3 separate regions of the Mus musculus genome follow, and regions 2 and 3 are each linked to region 1. The links are chromatin loops, found by intact Hi-C in ENCODE. Cell type or tissue: heart. All regions are shown on one strand. Each heading gives the region's core, and the rest is flanking DNA. Links, peaks and the distances in the headings are about the cores only.

Region 1 (5,603 bases), core at 175-5,174:
CCTAGTGCTGGTCAAGAAATCTTTTGTTTCCTTGTTTGTCTGTCTGTTTCTGAGGCAGAGTCTCACTATGTAGCCCTGGCTGTCTTGGAACTCACTATGCAGATCAGGTTGACCTCAAACTCATAGAGATCCAGTTGTCTCTGCCTCCCAAGTGCTGGGATTAAAGTCATGTACCACCATGCCTGGCAGTAGTTACTGTTTAATGATGAGGAAGTTCTAGTAGTGTTTTAAATGAGAACAAACCCGGAAGCTCATATGTTTGAACGTTTGGTCAGCAGTTGGTAGAGCTGTTTGGGAAAGGTTAGGGGAGTGTGGTCTTGTTGGAGAAGCTGTATCACTGGAGACGGGCTTTGAGGTTTCAAAACCCCATGCCGTTCCCATTCAGCTCTCTACGCTTCATGGTTGTTGTCTAAAGATATAAACTCTCAGCTGTTCCTGCTGCCATGATTTTTCTCAGCTACCGTGGATTCTAATCCCCTGAAACTGTAAGCCCCAGATAAACTTTCTCCTATAACTTGCCTTGGCCAAGGTGTCTTATCACAGCAATAGAGAAATAACTAAGCCAGTGGTGACGGTTATCACAAAATGTAAATGTCCTCAAAGCCATTTAACCTTACACTTGAAGTGCTAAAATAGCATTCTACACCATGTGTATTTTACCACAGTAAACAACAGTCATCCCCAACTGAGGACTCAAATCTAACGCAGGAGCAAGCCTTAATGATTCTGTAAGGGCAATCTATGCTGTATCTGTGCCATGTCTCTATCCGTGCCACAGTCCAAGCCATTACCATGGCAACCCAGCCACTGCCACAGTACTTTCACTCACCACCCCAATCTCACCTGAGAACCCTCCAATAAATTCTCCATGTGACAGCAACAGCCTCTGGACTTCTGCTTGATAAGCCTCTCGCCTCCCTTCTGATCAGACCATAACACACTGCCCTCTCACCAGGCACTGGTCTTTCCTCTTGAGTCTTCCCTGGCCACAAATCGATCCCCACCCACCACCATTATGCTTCATAGCAGTAAACCATTTGCCTCCATCCTGCACACATGACATTCTTCATGAAGACTGTCTAGTCACCGGCCATCTTTCTTCTAAGATTCCAAGTGTCAGGTTGGCAGGGATGTGTCTTTTGTTTGCTGTTGTGCTAACATGGCACATAGCAAGCATTCAAACATGTTAGGTGAGCTGAGAATACTGGTGCACACCTTCACTCTCAGCAATGGGGAGGCAGAGGCAGGCACATCTCTGAGTTGGAGACCAGCCTTGTCTAGAATGAATTACAGGGCAGCCAGGACTATACAGAGAAACCCTGTCTCAAAAAAAGAAAAACAAAACAAAACCAAAAAAGGTTAGGTGAGGGCTGGGCGTGGTGGCGCACGCCATTAACCCCAGCACTTGGGAGGCAGAGGCAGGCGGATTTCTGAGTTCGAGACCAGCCTGGTCTACAAAGTGAGTTCCAGGACAGCCAGGGCTATGCAGAGGAACCCTGTCTCAAAAAAACAAAAAAAACAAAAAAAAAAAAAGAAAGAAAGAAAGAAAAAAAGGTTAGGTGAATAAATGAATGGCATCAAGTCTTCTGATAAAACTCTGTTTCGATTAAAGCTGGGATGGCAAGTTAAGGGCAAGTGATGAAGCATCTTAATGAATTGTTAGAAACAAAAGCACAGTGAGCCAGGCTGGAGAGATGGCTCAACGATTGAGAGCACTGGCTGATCTTCCAGAGGACCCAGGGTTCAGTTCCCAGCACCCACACTAGAGCAGCTCATTACCATGTGTAACTCCAGTTCAAGGAGATCTGACAACATCCTCTTCTGGTCTCTGAGGGCACCAGGCAGGCAGGTGGTTCACAGAAAAACATGCAAGCAAATAACATACATACACATAAACATTTCTAAAATAGTAATTTAAAAATTAAATTAAATTAAATTTAAATTAAATTAAATTAAAAAATTAAAAAAACCCAAAACACAGCGAACCTGTGCCAGAATCTACTAGCAGTAACAGCGAGTTAAAAATGACAGGGGATAAGTTTGCACTCAAAGATCCCAAAATCTGATGGACTGGTTTCTCCCTCAACTAGTGAGAAAGCAAAATCAGCGCCAAGTTAAAGCAGGAGGTCAACACTTGCTAAGAGCTTGCTGAATACAACCTGAATCCTATCTGCGCCACTTGTTTGAAAATCACCTCCCTTTTTTTTGTCTCTCATCTTCTCTTACCTTGCTGTCCTGGGGTTGGAGTGCTAATACTGGCAACCTCTTCCGAGTCGTTAATCTCTAGACGCTCATCGTATGTCTGGTTCTCAACAATTTTGGTCTAAGCAAAAGGAAATACGATTACATAGCTCCTATCATGGGATATACATCCAGCCTCGGTGCAGAGATGCATTCACCCCGATCCAAGCTTTCCCCCAAAGGAAAGTTTCCTGACCCAAGAGCATTATTTAGCTAGCATTGGCTGGGTGCCAAGAGAAGTGCAGTGGAAAACGGTATCCAACCCTTCCCAGCAGCAACCCAAAAGCTCTACATAAGATGCAGGCAGGGAAGCACAGCATGCACAGCCAGACTGCGGCCGGCCGTCCGTCTCAGGTTTGGTCAGTTTTCGCACAGCTGTTGAGGCTTCTGCCAGAGGTGGAGGGTATGGGGATGGGACAGGATGGTCCTGAGAGAAGGCAAATTCCAGCCTCGGCCCCATCCACTAATCCTCAGAGCATCACCTCTACTTCCGCCCGTTTTGAAGATAGGATCCCACCGGGTTCTCGGAGAGTCAAGGATCCAGGGCAGTTGGTGGGGCGCAGAGAGCAAAGAACGCTGGCGGGAGCACCAATTACCTGTAGCCCCTCTGGATCCGTTTCTTCTATTTGGAAAGAACCCCAGCCGAGGACTGGGGTCTCACTCTCAGGCCCAGCCACTTCAAGGATCCCTAAGTGCAACAAGCCGCCTGTTGTCAGTCGTTAGGGAAAAAGATAAATAAATCAAAACAAAGCGAGAGTCTGAAGGAACGATCGCGAGACGTGCCCCGCCACTGCGCCGCCACCCCGCCCCTCTGCTGCGGCCGGTGGTGGCGGAAGCAGAGACGCGGCGCTGGGATAGAGCGGCCCCGGGCACTAGGCGGTCTAGCAGCCCGCTTATCTATGGTTTCCGCAACTGAGTCGGTTGTGACATCTAGTGGCCAAAGGTGGAAGGCCAGGCTAGTGGATTTCTTTTCTCCAACTAGAAACTGTCATCTCAAAGACAAGGCTCATTTGGCCTACAGTCTCTCCTAGATAGGCCTAATCCACAGTTTAGACACTCTTCAAGGAAAAGTCCAAGCATGTTTAAAAGCCCTTTTATAGCATCTCTGTGGCGCGATAGCCCTTTTCCTCGCGATACCCTATGTCACAGGAGCATACTTTCTCTTCCTTCATCTGAGATTAGGATTTATCTGTGTCCTGTGTTTTTACTTGCTAAAGAAAACTATGAGTCAGGCAAGCTGGTGCATAACTGCTATCCTAGCGCTTTGGAGGTGGAGGTAGAAGGATTAGAAGTTCAAGATCAGACTCAGTAAGTAACTTGGTAAATTTGAGGCCAGCCTGGGCTATTGAGGTCCAGTTTCAAAATTGATAAAAAATAATAATAATAAAATAAAATAAAAAATAACACAGCTGGGCGTGGTGGTGAAAGAGTAGTAAACTCAGTGCTCCAAGGTATGCTAATCATAAAACAGATAGTGACATTCCTCCACCCACCCACTTCCTGAGTTCAAGGAGTATTCATTCAAAGAAAGTCACCCTGACCATTACCGGAAGCTGCAATGCAAATGTGCTATTGTTAGGGGCTCTTAGAAACTGTCTTGAGAGTTAACAATTACCAGGTATTCCTTGTGACACCTGTGACTTTGTACTTCCTTGTGACTCTTACCTGGTATTTTTGGTATTTTCCAACAACGCCCTTCCCACCTCCTTGAGTTGTGGTTTTTCTCCTTTAAATACCCCCTTACTCAGCTACTCGGGGCGCCACAGTCCTCTACCCCTGCGTGGTGTATGACCGTGGGCCCGAGAGCACTCTTGAATAAAAATCCTCTTGCAATTTGCAACAAGACCGTTTTCTCGTTGGTGATTTTGGGGTGTCGCCTCTCCTGAGTCAGAACGTGGGGGAGTCCTCATGTTGTGGGTCTTTCAGTGGCACATGCCTTTAATCCCAGCACTGAGGAGGGAAAGGCAGACGGATCTCTGAATTCTAGGCCAGTCTCATCTACAAAGCGAGTTCCAGGAAAGTCATGGTTATACACAAAGAAACCCTATCTGGAGGCCACACCACCCCCCAAAATAATAAAAGAAAAAAAGAAAAAAAAAAGAAAAGCACACTGTCTATTCTTGCAGAGGTCCTGAGTTCAATTCCCAGCACCCACATCGTCGCTCACAACCCTCTATGAGAGGGATTTGATGCCCTCTTCTGGCCTGCAGATGTACATGCAGCAGGGCACTAACCTATAGTGTTCAGACCTACAATCCCAACTCAGAAAAAGAAAAATGAGAGACTCATACGTGCTTCTTTAAAAAAGAAAATCGATACCTAAAAATTGTACAGAGTTATGGGGCATTTTGTGTTGTTTCTATACATGTGTACATTACAAAATATTCAAGTCCTAGCATTTCTAGATTCTCAACCTTTTAAAACAAACAACTTGGGGCTGGTGAGATGGCTCAGTGGGTAAGAGTACCTGACTGCTCTTCCAAAGGTCCAGTGTTCAAGTCCCAGCAACCACATGGTGGCTCACAACCATCCGTAACAAGATCTGACGCCCTCTTCTGGTGTGTCTGAAGACAGCTACAGTGTACTTACATATAATAAATAAATAAATCTTTAAAAAAAAAAAACCAAACAACTTGATGTATGATCTTATAGATGGTTGTGAGCCAGCATGTGGATGCTGGGAATTGAACTCAGGACTTCTGGAAGAATAGACAGTATTTTTAACGGCTGAGCCATCTCTCCAGCCCTTCAACTTTTCCTTTTCTTACTTGACACAAGGGCTCATGATGCTTGTGGCCTGCATCTCACTATATGGACTTGGCCTCAAACTCATAGTATCCTGCTTTTGCCTCTCAAGTGCTGCTGTTTCACATGTGTGCTGCCAACAGTTCTCATTATTTTGTGGGGAAAAAAATCAGGGTTCTTCCTTCTAGGTTTTTTTTTTTTTTATAAAATATATACTAAACTATATTTTGTCCTTAATAGTCAACTTTTCTATGCAACAGAACACCAGAACATATTTCTTCCTTTTTTAAATTTTATTTTTATTTTATGTATATTTGTGTCCTGCTTGCATGTATGTCTATATGAGGCTGTCAGAGTCCCTGGAACAGGAGTTAAAGACAGCTGTGAGCTGACATGTGGATGTTGGAAATTGAACCTAGGTTCTCTAGAAGAGCAGTTAATACTCTTAATCACTGAACTATCTCTCCAGCCCTTTCTTTCTTTTTTCTTTTCTTTTTTTTTTGTTTTGTTTTGTTTTGTTTTTTTGAGACAGGGTTTCTCTGTGTAGCCCTGGCTGTCCTGGAACTCACTCTGTAGACCAGGCTGGCCTCGAACTCAGAAATCCGCCTGCCTCTGCC
Region 2 (5,534 bases), core at 535-5,534, 110 kb before region 1:
CAGGTCCTCTGCAAAAGCAACAATTGCTCTTAAGCTGTGAGCCAACCTCTCCGGCCCCCTTTAAAGCCAAAATAATTTATGAGTTCACAGAAACGGGCAAAATTTGGAGTTTCCTTCCTGAAAGTTTCCTTCTCTCATTTGAAAAAAAAAAAAGTAAAATATGTGCATTTTTATTAGGTTAGCAAAGATCAAGAAGAAGGTTAGGACAAAGCTTTCCGAGAAGCTATGGAGAAAGAGGCCCTCTTCAGAATTGCTCATGGCAATATGAATCACTAGGATAACCTTTACTGGGGACAATTTGGTAATAGCTGTCAAAAATCACAAATGTTCATACTTGGAGTTCAGCAACTGCACTTCTGGGACTTCATACTAAAGGTATATCACACAGTTGCAAAGTGGTGTCCAAGGCTGTGCACCGTGTTATTGTGTGAAATTGAATAGAATGGCCGGGCATGGTGACTCACACCTATAACATTAGCATTCAACAGAGGCAAGAGGATTGCCTCAAGTTTGAGGTCAGGGTCTGGGCTACAGAGTGAGTTGCAGGAGATCTTGGGCTACACTGTGAAACACTACTTTGTTTTGTTTTGATGAGATGATGGCTCAGTGGTTCAGAGCACTGGCTGCTCTTCCAGAGGACCCAGGTTTGATTCCCAGCACCCACCCATATGTAAACTCTCAATCATTTATAACTCCAGTCTAGGGGGAATTCTGCATCTTCTTCTGACCTCCACAGCTACTGCTTGTAGGTAGTGCATAGACATACATGCAGGCAAAACACCCACCCACATAAAGTAAAAATAAAAAGATGAAGAGGAGGAGGAGGGAGAAGAGGAAGAAGAGGAGGAAGAGAAGGAAGAGGAGCAAGAGGAGGAGGGAGAGGAGGAGGAACAGGCCAGTCAGTAGATTGAAAGCCATATACATTTCCACCGCACGTTTAAAAACTGTCCCCAAGTTTTTAAACATCCCCAAGAGTAACAAAAACAATTCCCCAGGTTTATTAAGTGGAACCACTGAGATGGCATATAAGACTTGACAGTCTTGTATTTATGGACAAAGTTCTCTATGGACTCACTCGTTTAGATATAGGTCATCTTTGGAAGTATTAACGTAACATTTACTATCATGAAGGGAAGACAGAGATTGATGTCAGAAACGTGCTATCGTGCTATCTCAGAACCAAGGCAGTGGGGTTTTCAATTTCATTAACATTCTAACCATATGATGCCAGACATGCCTGTGATTCCAGTACTCGGGAACAGAAGCAGGAGGACCTTTCTAAGTTTGAGGCTAGGTTGGTTTACATAGCTCAGGACTAGACCAGTTAGACTCAAAAAAAAAAAAAAAAAAAAAAAAAGAAAGAAAGAAAGAAAGAAAGAAGAAAAGAAAAGAAAAAAAGATGGGGTGTGTATGTTAGGGGGCTGAAGAGAGAGTGCAGCAGCTAAGGGTGGGTGTGGCTCTTACAGCTCACTCAGGGCTGTTTCCCACCTGTGTCAGGTGGTGCCCAACTGCCTGTCACTCCAGTTCTAGAGGTTCTGATGTCCTCTCTTGTCCCCTGTGGTCACCTCCTGCTATACATACAAACAAGGACACATAAATAAACACAAAGAATAGTTTTGTTTTGTTTTGTTTTGTTTTGTTTTAAATAGGGAATGGGGATAGGGATGTAGAGTGCTTGCCATCTCGTAGTCACAAAGCCCCGGACTTGATTGCCAGCAGTACATGAACACAGGCATGGTGGGACACACCTGTATTCCAAGCAGTCCAGAGGCAGAAAGCTCAGTGTCATCTTTGGCTGCGTAAGTTCAAGATCAGTCTCAAATAGCTAAGGCCATAGCTCCAAAGTAACTGTTAAAAAAAATTAGCCATATGACATATTGATATTCAAGAGAAATGAGTTAAGATTTACAACCAAAGAATAAAGCACTTTACGGTAACATGAGAAAGGTAAAAAAGAATCTCTCTCAGTGCCTCCCCCTCGAGGTGTGTGTGTGTGTGTGTGTGTGTGTGTGTGTGTCCGTGTCCTTAGGATCAAACCCAGGGCTTTCTTTCCAAATATTAGGCAAGCACTCTCCCATTGAATGTCCCTCTGCCAAGATTGTCTTACTGGATTTTGGTGTTAGACCCCACTAAAGTTTTGGACCTATCCCTAAAATATGTGGCCTAGGGCATTACTCTAAGACTCAGTTTTCCCACCTGTAAAATAAGGGTTATCTTATATGATTAGTAAGAACTGAATGCACATAAAACATTTGGGATCATAGAAAGTACTCAATAGGGGCTGGTGAGATGGCTCAGTGGGTAAGAGCACCCGACTGCTCTTCCGAAGGTCCGGAGTTCAAATCCCAGCAACCACATGGTGGCTCACAACCATCCGTAACAAGATCTGACGCCCTCTTCTGGAGTGTCTGAAGACAGCTACAGTGTACTTACATATAATAAATAAATAAATCTTTAAAAAAAAAAAAAAAAGAAAGTACTCAATAAGAGCTAGTTATTTCTGCTCGAAAACATCCAGCCACAAAACAAATTCTAATCTATACCAGGTCGCTTTGCATCAGCCTGAGAGAGAGCGACTAGATAATTTTCCAAGGAGTTCTCCCCGACTTCCCAGGCTCATGTCTTCACAGCCTGCAAATATTCTCCATTCTTGCTGCTGCCACCCACCCTGCAGACCTCCCACCTGTGCTAAATCAAGTGTGCTTGTAGGGAGAGGGTTACGCAGAATCTAACGGGTTTGTTTTCTCAAAGGTGGAGGGCGGGAAGAAATCCTGTTGACACAGTTATATAAAGCCTGTCACTCAGTCCCCTGCCTACTACCTCTGAAGGCCGTTATGCATATTAAAGAAGGGGGGCGGCAAATACAAAAGAAAAATAAACGAGAGAGAGTGAGAGAGGGAACAAATCAGGATGCTTGAGGGAATCCACGTGGTCGCCAATCTGTAACTGATCAGAGCAGCTATACTGAAGCAAAACCCCAGAGCCTAACGCAAAAATACATTGCAATAGAGAAACCGTCCACAATGGGGTGTGTTATGTCCTAAGCAGAGTCTTGGGGCTGCTGTTTAATACCCTTTCGCAGCTCCCATCCTCTCGGCGCCTAGTAAGCCACGAGAAGCAACAACGGAATCTGGTTGTGCGTGCGTAGTGTGAATGTGCGTTTTGCAAACCATCTGGGCTCCATCCTGCGTGGTTGGAACGATGATCGATCCCGGACGAGTTTGGGGAGTTGGGGCTTGACTATGTCTCCTCCCCTTCTCTGTTCCTTTCCTCGCTCCCCCCCCCCCCTCCCCATTTTCTCCTCAGGCACAGACGTCTCTCCGTAGGAAGGACGTAGATTTTTCAGCACCAGGAGGCCGTGGACCTCTGGAGGCGTGCAGTACACCCTCCAGTGGGCTGGAGCTGGTTGCTACCTGCCTTACTATGAACCACCCTGTCGTTCCCAAATCTGCCACCCGGGGAGGTCCTGGTTAGAGCAGCGCCGGGTACCGGTGCGGGAGACCTGGACGGCTGCATGACCTTCCTGCGAACTCCACCTCGGCTGGGGGTTGGGGGAGATGGAGGCTGCTCCGGGTCTGCAGGCAGTGTATCGATCCCTAAGCCTCAGCCAAGGCAAATTCTTCGGGCAGCAATCTCTCCCTCCCTCCTTGGCTTTTCCATCCCCGCAGGCTTCTAACGCCTCGCTGGAGGCGCCGTCTCCCATTTCCTGCAATAAAGTAAATCCCGTGGATATTCACCCCACCATCAACCCCCGGCACTGCCCTACCCCTCTTCCCTCCCTCTCGGCTTGCTAACCCTGTGTATCATAATGCCCTACGCCGGGCTTCAAACCCCCCCCCTCCCAATCATGAGAAATGTGCTGGCGAGCCCCCTCCCTCCGTGTGCATACATTAGGGTCTGCTTTGCATGCAGCGGCAGGCTGGAAGCGGAGGAAGAAGGGGCGGGGCGCCTTTGCCCGCCTCTTCCCTCCAGGCCCTGTCCGTTAGCCACCCAGTTTCAGCTCCGTTGTAACGCCAGGTCGTTTGCGGAGCGCACGCTGTGGCTCCAACGCCTGGACTGGGAAAACACACCCCAACTCCGGAGAAGGGCACGGAAACCAGAAGCCCCTCACCTCCCTCCAGCGCACAGTGGAGCGAGGAGGTGGCAGAGGCCGACCACACGGTTGTGTGGATTTTGGAAAGAGCTCCAAGCGTGAAGATGGGAGGGGCTCCTCTTTTATTGGATTTTATTTTTTTAAGGCGCGTTCGCCGAGAGCCTTGCCATTTTGCATAGAATCAATTGGGCGACGCTTGGGTTTTGCATGGAGTACAATGGAGCTTTCTGGATTCTAGAAGCGTTCCATAAGGGCTAAGCCCGCCGCTCTCCAAAGCGGCGGAGAAGGCTCGCTCCTCCGGGGACCCAGCAGCCGCGCCGCACTGGAAGCGGTTCTCCTGGGCCGCTCAAGTCCCTGCGCGTCCCGGGAACGTGTGTAATCGGCTTCTCGGCTCTCTCGGCTGCGGGCCACCCGCTCCCTCCGCCTCCATCCTCCCGCCGCCCTCGCCCCCTCCCCCCTCTCCCCGGAACCCGCCTCCGCTCCGGGCTCCAGGGCTTCCTTCCCCCCCTCATCTTCCCTGGCGCTGCCGCTCCCGGAGGGCGGGGCATGCACTTATCCAGGTTGCCGGGCGGGAGGAGCCGGGCCCGGGGCTCGGCATAGAGCAGCGGCCTCCGGGCGGCGGAGGCGGAGGCCAGAGGCTCATATGCAGATTGCAGGGCAGGCGGGCGCCACCCGGCGCTCGGCATAGCGGGCCGCGGGGTACGGCCATCTGGGCGGCGCCAGGCGGGTTAGGCAGGTTCCGGGGCCCGCCGCTCCCCCCCCTCCGCCTCCCCGCCCCCCTGTGTTGTCGCCTCTCCCTCTCGCTGCTTCACTTACGGGGCGAACATGGCGCACAGCTGTCGGTGGCGCTTCCCCGCCCGACCCGGGACCACCGGGGGCGGCGGCGGCGGGGGGCGCCGGGGCCTAGGGGGCGCCCCGCGGCAACGCGTCCCGGCCTTGCTGCTTCCCCCCGGGCCCCAGGCCGGCGGTGGCGGCCCCGGGGCGCCCCCCTCCCCCCCGGCGGTGGCGGCGGCGGCGGCGGGAAGCAGCGGGGCTGGGGTTCCAGGGGGAGCGGCCGCCGCCTCAGCAGCCTCTTCGTCGTCCGCCTCGTCTTCGTCTTCGTCATCGTCCTCAGCCTCCTCAGGGCCGGCCCTGCTCCGGGTGGGCCCGGGCTTCGACGCGGCGCTGCAGGTCTCGGCCGCCATCGGCACCAACCTGCGCCGGTTCCGGGCAGTGTTTGGGGAGAGCGGCGGGGGAGGCGGCAGCGGAGAGGTAAGGGGGCGAGGAACCCCAAGGTCCGGGGTCTCGACCCTCTGAAGAACCCCTCCCCTCCCCCATGCAGGTCTGAGGAGCATCCCAATTCTGGAAACATCCTGGGGTCCCTAACGTGGGGCAAATGGCCCTCCCATCTCAGGACCCCCGTTATGGGCTGCAGACCCCCAGGCGCCCTTACCCGAGGGCT
Region 3 (5,603 bases), core at 236-5,235, 150 kb before region 1:
CTCTTGCTTCCATATTTCTTCATTGCTGCAATCTGGTTTCTAAGGGTTTGAAACCTTTTCTAGTTAATGTCACAGATGTTCATACTCATAATTAGCTGGCCTGTCTTACCTCGGTCCAGACTGGCCTGTAACTTCCAATCTTCAGGCTCCTGTATGCTGGTATAATGTGGGTTTCAGGTTATCTTTCCTGCTTTAATTTGACTTCACTGTCTAAGGCAGCATGTCTCTCCCTCACTGATTCCTTGATCCCACTTCTAACTTTTCTAACCACCCCATGAATTTTACTTCAGGTTTTTTTTTGTTTTGTTTTAAAAGATGTATTTATTATTATATGTAAGTACACTGTCGCTGTCTTCAGACACACCAGAAGAGGGCATCAGATCTCATCACAGATGGTTGTGAGCCACCATGTGGTTGTTGGGATTTGAACTCCTAACCTAAGCGCAGTCAGTGCTCATAATGCTGAGCCATCTCTCCAGCCCCTCAGTTTTTCTTCTAAAGATTGGGCTTTTCCAGAACTTGTTCTCCTCATCAAATGTTACTTTCCTACATAGTTTTTGGGTTTCCTGGTTTGTTTTTGTTGTTTTCATTCATAATGTCAAAGTTACAGCCTTTGGAATTTGTATATTTTCTTATACACCAAGAATCTCTACGCCTTCCCAGATCAGCACCACGCTTAACCTTATGTTCCTTTGCGTATTTATCTTGCAACTGACTCCTTCTATGACTATTTAGGAATCTTGGTCTCTAAGGGGATAATGCCCAAAGCATGCTTCCACCAAATTACAAAATGCCTGGCACAGTGCAACACCCTCAACACACATGACTTTCTTCCTCTTGTCCGCACAGCTCCTACTGGCTTGTTTGAAAAACCGGATTGGATCCCAATTCTGATACTGGCTGCGGAGGAAAACGGAATTATAAAAAGTCAATTAAAGAAGTCGGTGAATGGGTGAGTCACATAATGTAACGCCTATGTGGCCCCTTAAAGCTCCTATTTGACCTCAGACCTGCTATGCCTTTAAAGCGAACGTATAGGCCCACAAGCATCTTATGAAGCCCTCCAGCCTCGTTTTCCATGTTTTCTGAAAAGCTATAAAACTGCCGCAAGCTAATGTGGCGATCAAGCCAAGAAAACCAATAACGCATGCGCATTTCCCCCACTTCACCGATCTTCCGGACCAACATGAATAGCTGTCCCAAGTAATGCCTGCTCCCTGAGGAATCTCAGGATTCTTCACGTGTTATCGCGCCTCATTTTTTTTTATATCTAGGTTTTTACTTGGAGTGAACAAAGTAAACTGACTAATGAGATGCCACAAACAGGGAATCAATACCTATATGTTTTGAACAGGCACAGAGAGGGGCAGCCTGACCTTGGAAATGGGGAAGGGGTCCTGCCGCGGGTCCTTCCGGGGGTGACATTCAGCCGGCGGTTCGGGGAGACGTACCTTCCACCTTAGACCATGGCCAAGTTCATCCGTAACTTCGCGGAGAAGGCACCGTCGATGGTAGCCGGTGAGCGCAGCCCGGGAGAGGCTCGCGAGGGGAGGGATTGTGCTGCGGCACCAAGGGGCCGTGGGCGTCGGGAGGGCTTCCAGGAGGCCACTGTAAGGCCGCAGCCTCGCCTGGCCTGCCCGCGGCTGCTTAGAGCTCACAAGCTGCAGGGTCCTAGCTCGGCCGGGGAGCGAGTGGGTCGTGTAACTCTGCCCGGCCTCACTCCGCCGCGAACGCCGTGATGCCCCCTTACCGTGCCGGGAGAGTTGGGAAGGGAGGTCGGTAACAGGGGAGAGAGAGGTCACACATCAGACCTCATAGCTGGTCTGCGTCTCAGCGAAGTATTTGAAAGCCATCAGAAATTTTAAAGACGGGTGAGAGATCTTTGAAAGTTATGTTTGCTTACCATCCTGGTTAGAGCCTAGAGAATTCTGCGTCCGATGAAGGGAATTTGGAACGTAGGGGTGAATATCCCCTCCCCAGTCAGCACAGAAAGCGACGCCTGTCAGCAGTCGTCTTCAGAACCTTGGCTTGGCATTCGTGAGGTTGTTTTGTTTGAAAATTCTGATAGACCGCGGTCTCTCAGATAAACACTGAGTAGTTATAAGCCTGAGCAGTATGTTCAATCGATACAGTTCTCTTCTGAGTAGAAAATTACTGTATTTTTGAAGCAGGAGATTAAGTTTACAATTTCTTCTTTTCTGTATTGTATTAAGTGGTTGAAGGTCCTATTTCCAAATGTTCAAATTTGGTTATGAAATGTGAATTGAAGGTGGATTTTTTTTCAAAGATTTATTTATTTTACTTATGTGAGTACACTAGCTGTTTTCAGACACACCAGAGAAGGCCATTGGATCCCATTACAGATGGTTGTGAGTCACCATGTGGTTGCTGGGAATTGAACTCAGCACCTCTGGAAGAGCAGCCAGTGCTCTTATCCGCTGAGCCATCTCTCCAGCCCTCTGAGGTGGAATTTTAAAAACTTGTAATTTTGAGCTTTCCAACCTGTTTGCATATTTAGTAATTCTTTTTTTTCTCCCCTTCATCACCAGCTAGTGAGCTATTTAAACCCTTAAAGTGCCAGCCAGAGTCTATAAATACTGGATTCCTTCCTATGGAACCTGAGGCTGCCAATAGCTGTTTTCCAAAGAATTTCCTTAGTAAAAAATCATTAGGTGATCTGAAGCAACGTACTACAATTTTTACACCAATACAACCAAAAGGCTTTGACGTTTGGACTTTGATGGTTTGAGGTGCTATTTTTAATATTTCGTAGAGAGTATTTTTCCGGCCGTATGACTTTTGCATCTTTTAGGTAGCTTGTATTCAGAAATTTAAAACTGATTTTATTGATGAAATCCAAAATGAAAGACATTATCAAGGTAAACTTTGGTCAAGAAACAACATAAAACCTTTCCACTGTTGTAACTGTAAGATAACTTGTTCTGCCAGAAGTACTGAGACCTGAGGGCTCTGAGGGAACAGAAGGTTACGTAGACTGTGCTCTGCAGCATAGGCTGGGGCTTTTTTTTTTTTAAGATTTATTTATTTATGTATGTGAGTACACTATAGCTGTCTCCAGACACACCAGAAGAGGGCGTCAGATCCTATTACGGATGGTTGTGAGCCACCATGTGATTGCTGGGGATTGAACTCAGGACCTTTGGAAGAGCAGCCATCTCTCCAGCCCAGGCTGGTGTATTAAGTGTGAATGTTAAAGTATTTGATACTGACTACTGACTAGATCTTTCAGTTCCCTAGGGCATGTAGCTAGAGAAAGAAGTCAGTAATTATTATCATAGTTCCCCCAGAAAGGTGAAAGTCTATTTTTTTGTTTTGTTTTTCTTTTCCCTTAACTAAGCTATAAATTTTACTTATGTTTCACCCGCTTTTCCATTCATATATTTTGAGTCTACAAATATAGGATATTACCTTAGAACTAGTTTCTTGTGTCTGCAATCTCCCCTTTCTTATATCTGATCTCTACTTTCATGATTTGGCCACTTGGAGGTGTCTGCCTGGATATTTTGAAGAATGTTCTCCAAACTGGTTATCTTGGGTTTCTCTAATGATTAGCCTGGAATTAGGGATTTTAAGAACAAGAACCACAGGGGCTGGAGAGATGGCTCAGTGGTTAAGAGCACTGACTGCTCTTCCAGAGGTCCTGAGTTCAATTCCCAGCAGTGACATAGTGGCTCACAGCCATCTATAATGGGATCCGATGTGTATTCATAGAAAATAAATCAATCTTTAAAAGAAAACAAAAAAAAGAACAAGAACCGCCAGGCGCACGCCTCTAATCCCAGCACTGGGGAGGCAGAGGCAGGCAGATTTCCGAGTTCGAGGCCAGCCTGGTCTACAGAGTGAGTTCCAGGACAGCCAGGGCTACACAGAGAAACCCTGTCTCAGAAAAAAAAAAAAAAAAAGAAAAGAAAAGAAAAGGAAAAAAAGAGCAAGAACCACAGAGACAGATCACCCTGATGACATATTAAGAGATCTGTGGTATTCATGCCATCTATTGAGCTGACAAGGTCTTCCACTATAAAACTACTGCTTGCACTTTCTGCACTTGTTTTTATTTTTTGGAGGTGTCATACATTTGTGTAACAACTTTTATAATCATTTTCATGTGCACACCTCCCTCTCCTGGAATTCTCAGCAAATCCACCTCTTACCTCTATCCCCCACCCCTCAGAAAAGATCATTATAGCGACATACTGGTAGTGACCAGCCTTATGTGTCTACACCCATTCTTTACAAGCAAGTTACCAGAGCAGGAGGGGTGAGTCCATTTTCTACATATAGTAAGTGGAATTTTGTGAGGAAGATCTATCTTACTCAATTTCTCTCTTTCTCTCTCCCTCTCTCCTGTTATTTTAATTGTATATTGCACTGGCTCTTTTACATTCACTTCATACTTCTTGTATCTAATTCTATGTCGTTTACTGCTGAGATTGTGCCCACCTTGGCAGTCTGTAGATCTTTTACGTTGGTACCTCTGCCCTTTTGGCATGCCTTCTTAGTTTTTGGTTCTACATCATAAGTCATCTTTTTATCTTTTTTCTTTGCCCAGCCTTACTTAGCCTTGACCATTTCTCCAAGGAGCCTTGGTACCTTTTATTAAACAATGGAATTCACAAATTACCGTCTAGGATCTGGGTTTGTTCCTTGCTGCTAGAGTCCATTTCAAAGTCCTCTCAGTGGACAGGTGTCTGAATTTAGTTTCATTTGCTATGATAAAACACCATGACTGGGCTGGAGAGATGGCTTAGCAGTTAGGAGCACTGACTGCTCTTCCAGAGGTCCTGAGTTCAATTCCCAGCAACCACACGGTGGCTCACAAATGGGATCCTATGCCTTCTGGTGTGTCTGAGGACAGTGATGGTGTACCCACATATATAAGATAAAGTCTTAAAACAAAAACAACAACAAAACCCACCATGACCAGAGGCAGTGTCGTGGGGAGGAGTAGCATCACCCTGAGTGAGTTGCATCCTCTCGCATCAGTCACCAAGGAAGAAAATGCACCACAGCCAAACTAATAGGGGTATTTTCTCAATTCAGGTTCCTTTTTTGGTTTTTTGGTTTTGTGTGTGTGTGGTTTTTGTTTTTGTTTTGTTTTGTTTTGTTTTGTTTTTTGAAAGAGAATTTCTCTGTGTAGCATTGGCTGTCCTGGAATCACTCTGTAGACCAGGCTGGCCTTGAACTCAGAGATATGCCTGCCTGTCTCTGCCTCCTGGGCACTGGGATTAAAGATGAGCACCACCACTACCCAACCAGTTGAGTAAGGGTCCTTCTTACCAAATGACTCTAGCTTTCATTAAGTTGACACAAAACTAGCGAGCACAGCAGGTATTCAGACATATATCTATAATTTTTTTTAAAGATTTATTTATTTATTACATGTAAGTACACTGTAGCTGTCTTCAGACACTCCAGAAGAGGGAGTCAGATCTCGTTATGGATGGTTTTGAGCCACCATGTGGTTGCTGGGATTTGAACTCCAGACCTTTGGAAGAGCAGTCGGGTGCTCTTACCCACTGAGCCATCTCACCAGCCCATATATCTATAATTGCATGTTAGTCTATACATATAAATACTTGTTT

The links. Hi-C counts contacts between places; a loop is a spot of excess contacts. Peaks named below come from ENCODE experiments on the same cell type or tissue, not always from the same donor. Only the 100,000 strongest peaks of a DNase experiment are listed, where the experiment ranks them.
Region 2: it touches region 1 in a loop (2.6-fold over the local background); 3 of 42 quality-filtered maps call a loop at or near these places.
Region 3: it touches region 1 in a loop (6-fold over the local background); 3 of 42 quality-filtered maps call a loop at or near these places.

Annotation. Positions count from the first base shown.
Region 1 is chr9:44,770,408-44,776,010 of GRCm38, reverse strand. It overlaps Ift46 (intraflagellar transport 46), which reads right to left and starts at 3,002. Exons shown (of 12, transcript NM_023831.3): 1 at 2,838-3,002; 2 at 2,227-2,323. In heart, for the core only: CTCF peaks have their summits at 3,173 (motif pointing left) and 4,446 (motif pointing left); a DNase peak (open chromatin) is centred at 3,090; H3K4me3 peaks cover 1,489 bases; H3K27ac peaks cover 1,323 bases.
Region 2 is chr9:44,880,659-44,886,192 of GRCm38, reverse strand. Kmt2a (lysine (K)-specific methyltransferase 2A) reads left to right here and starts at 4,904. Exons shown (of 36, transcript NM_001357549.2): 1 at 4,904-5,344. The coding sequence starts at 4,919. Gm39326 (a long non-coding RNA gene) reads right to left here. Exons shown (of 4, transcript XR_870694.3): 2 at 3,490-5,534; 3 at 1,749-1,848; 4 at 1,356-1,571. In heart, for the core only: a CTCF peak has its summit at 3,443; DNase peaks (open chromatin) are centred at 3,432, 4,002 and 4,712; H3K4me3 peaks cover 2,945 bases; H3K27ac peaks cover 2,619 bases.
Region 3 is chr9:44,916,525-44,922,127 of GRCm38, reverse strand. It overlaps Atp5l (ATP synthase, H+ transporting, mitochondrial F0 complex, subunit G), which reads left to right and starts at 1,386. Exons shown (of 3, transcript NM_013795.5): 1 at 1,386-1,518. The coding sequence starts at 1,467. It overlaps Gm30934 (a long non-coding RNA gene), which reads right to left and starts at 1,401. Exons shown (of 2, transcript XR_379340.4): 1 at 1,011-1,401; 2 at 1-900. In heart, for the core only: CTCF peaks have their summits at 367 (motif pointing right) and 3,092 (motif pointing right); DNase peaks (open chromatin) are centred at 867, 1,117 and 1,527; H3K4me3 peaks cover 2,634 bases; H3K27ac peaks cover 1,752 bases.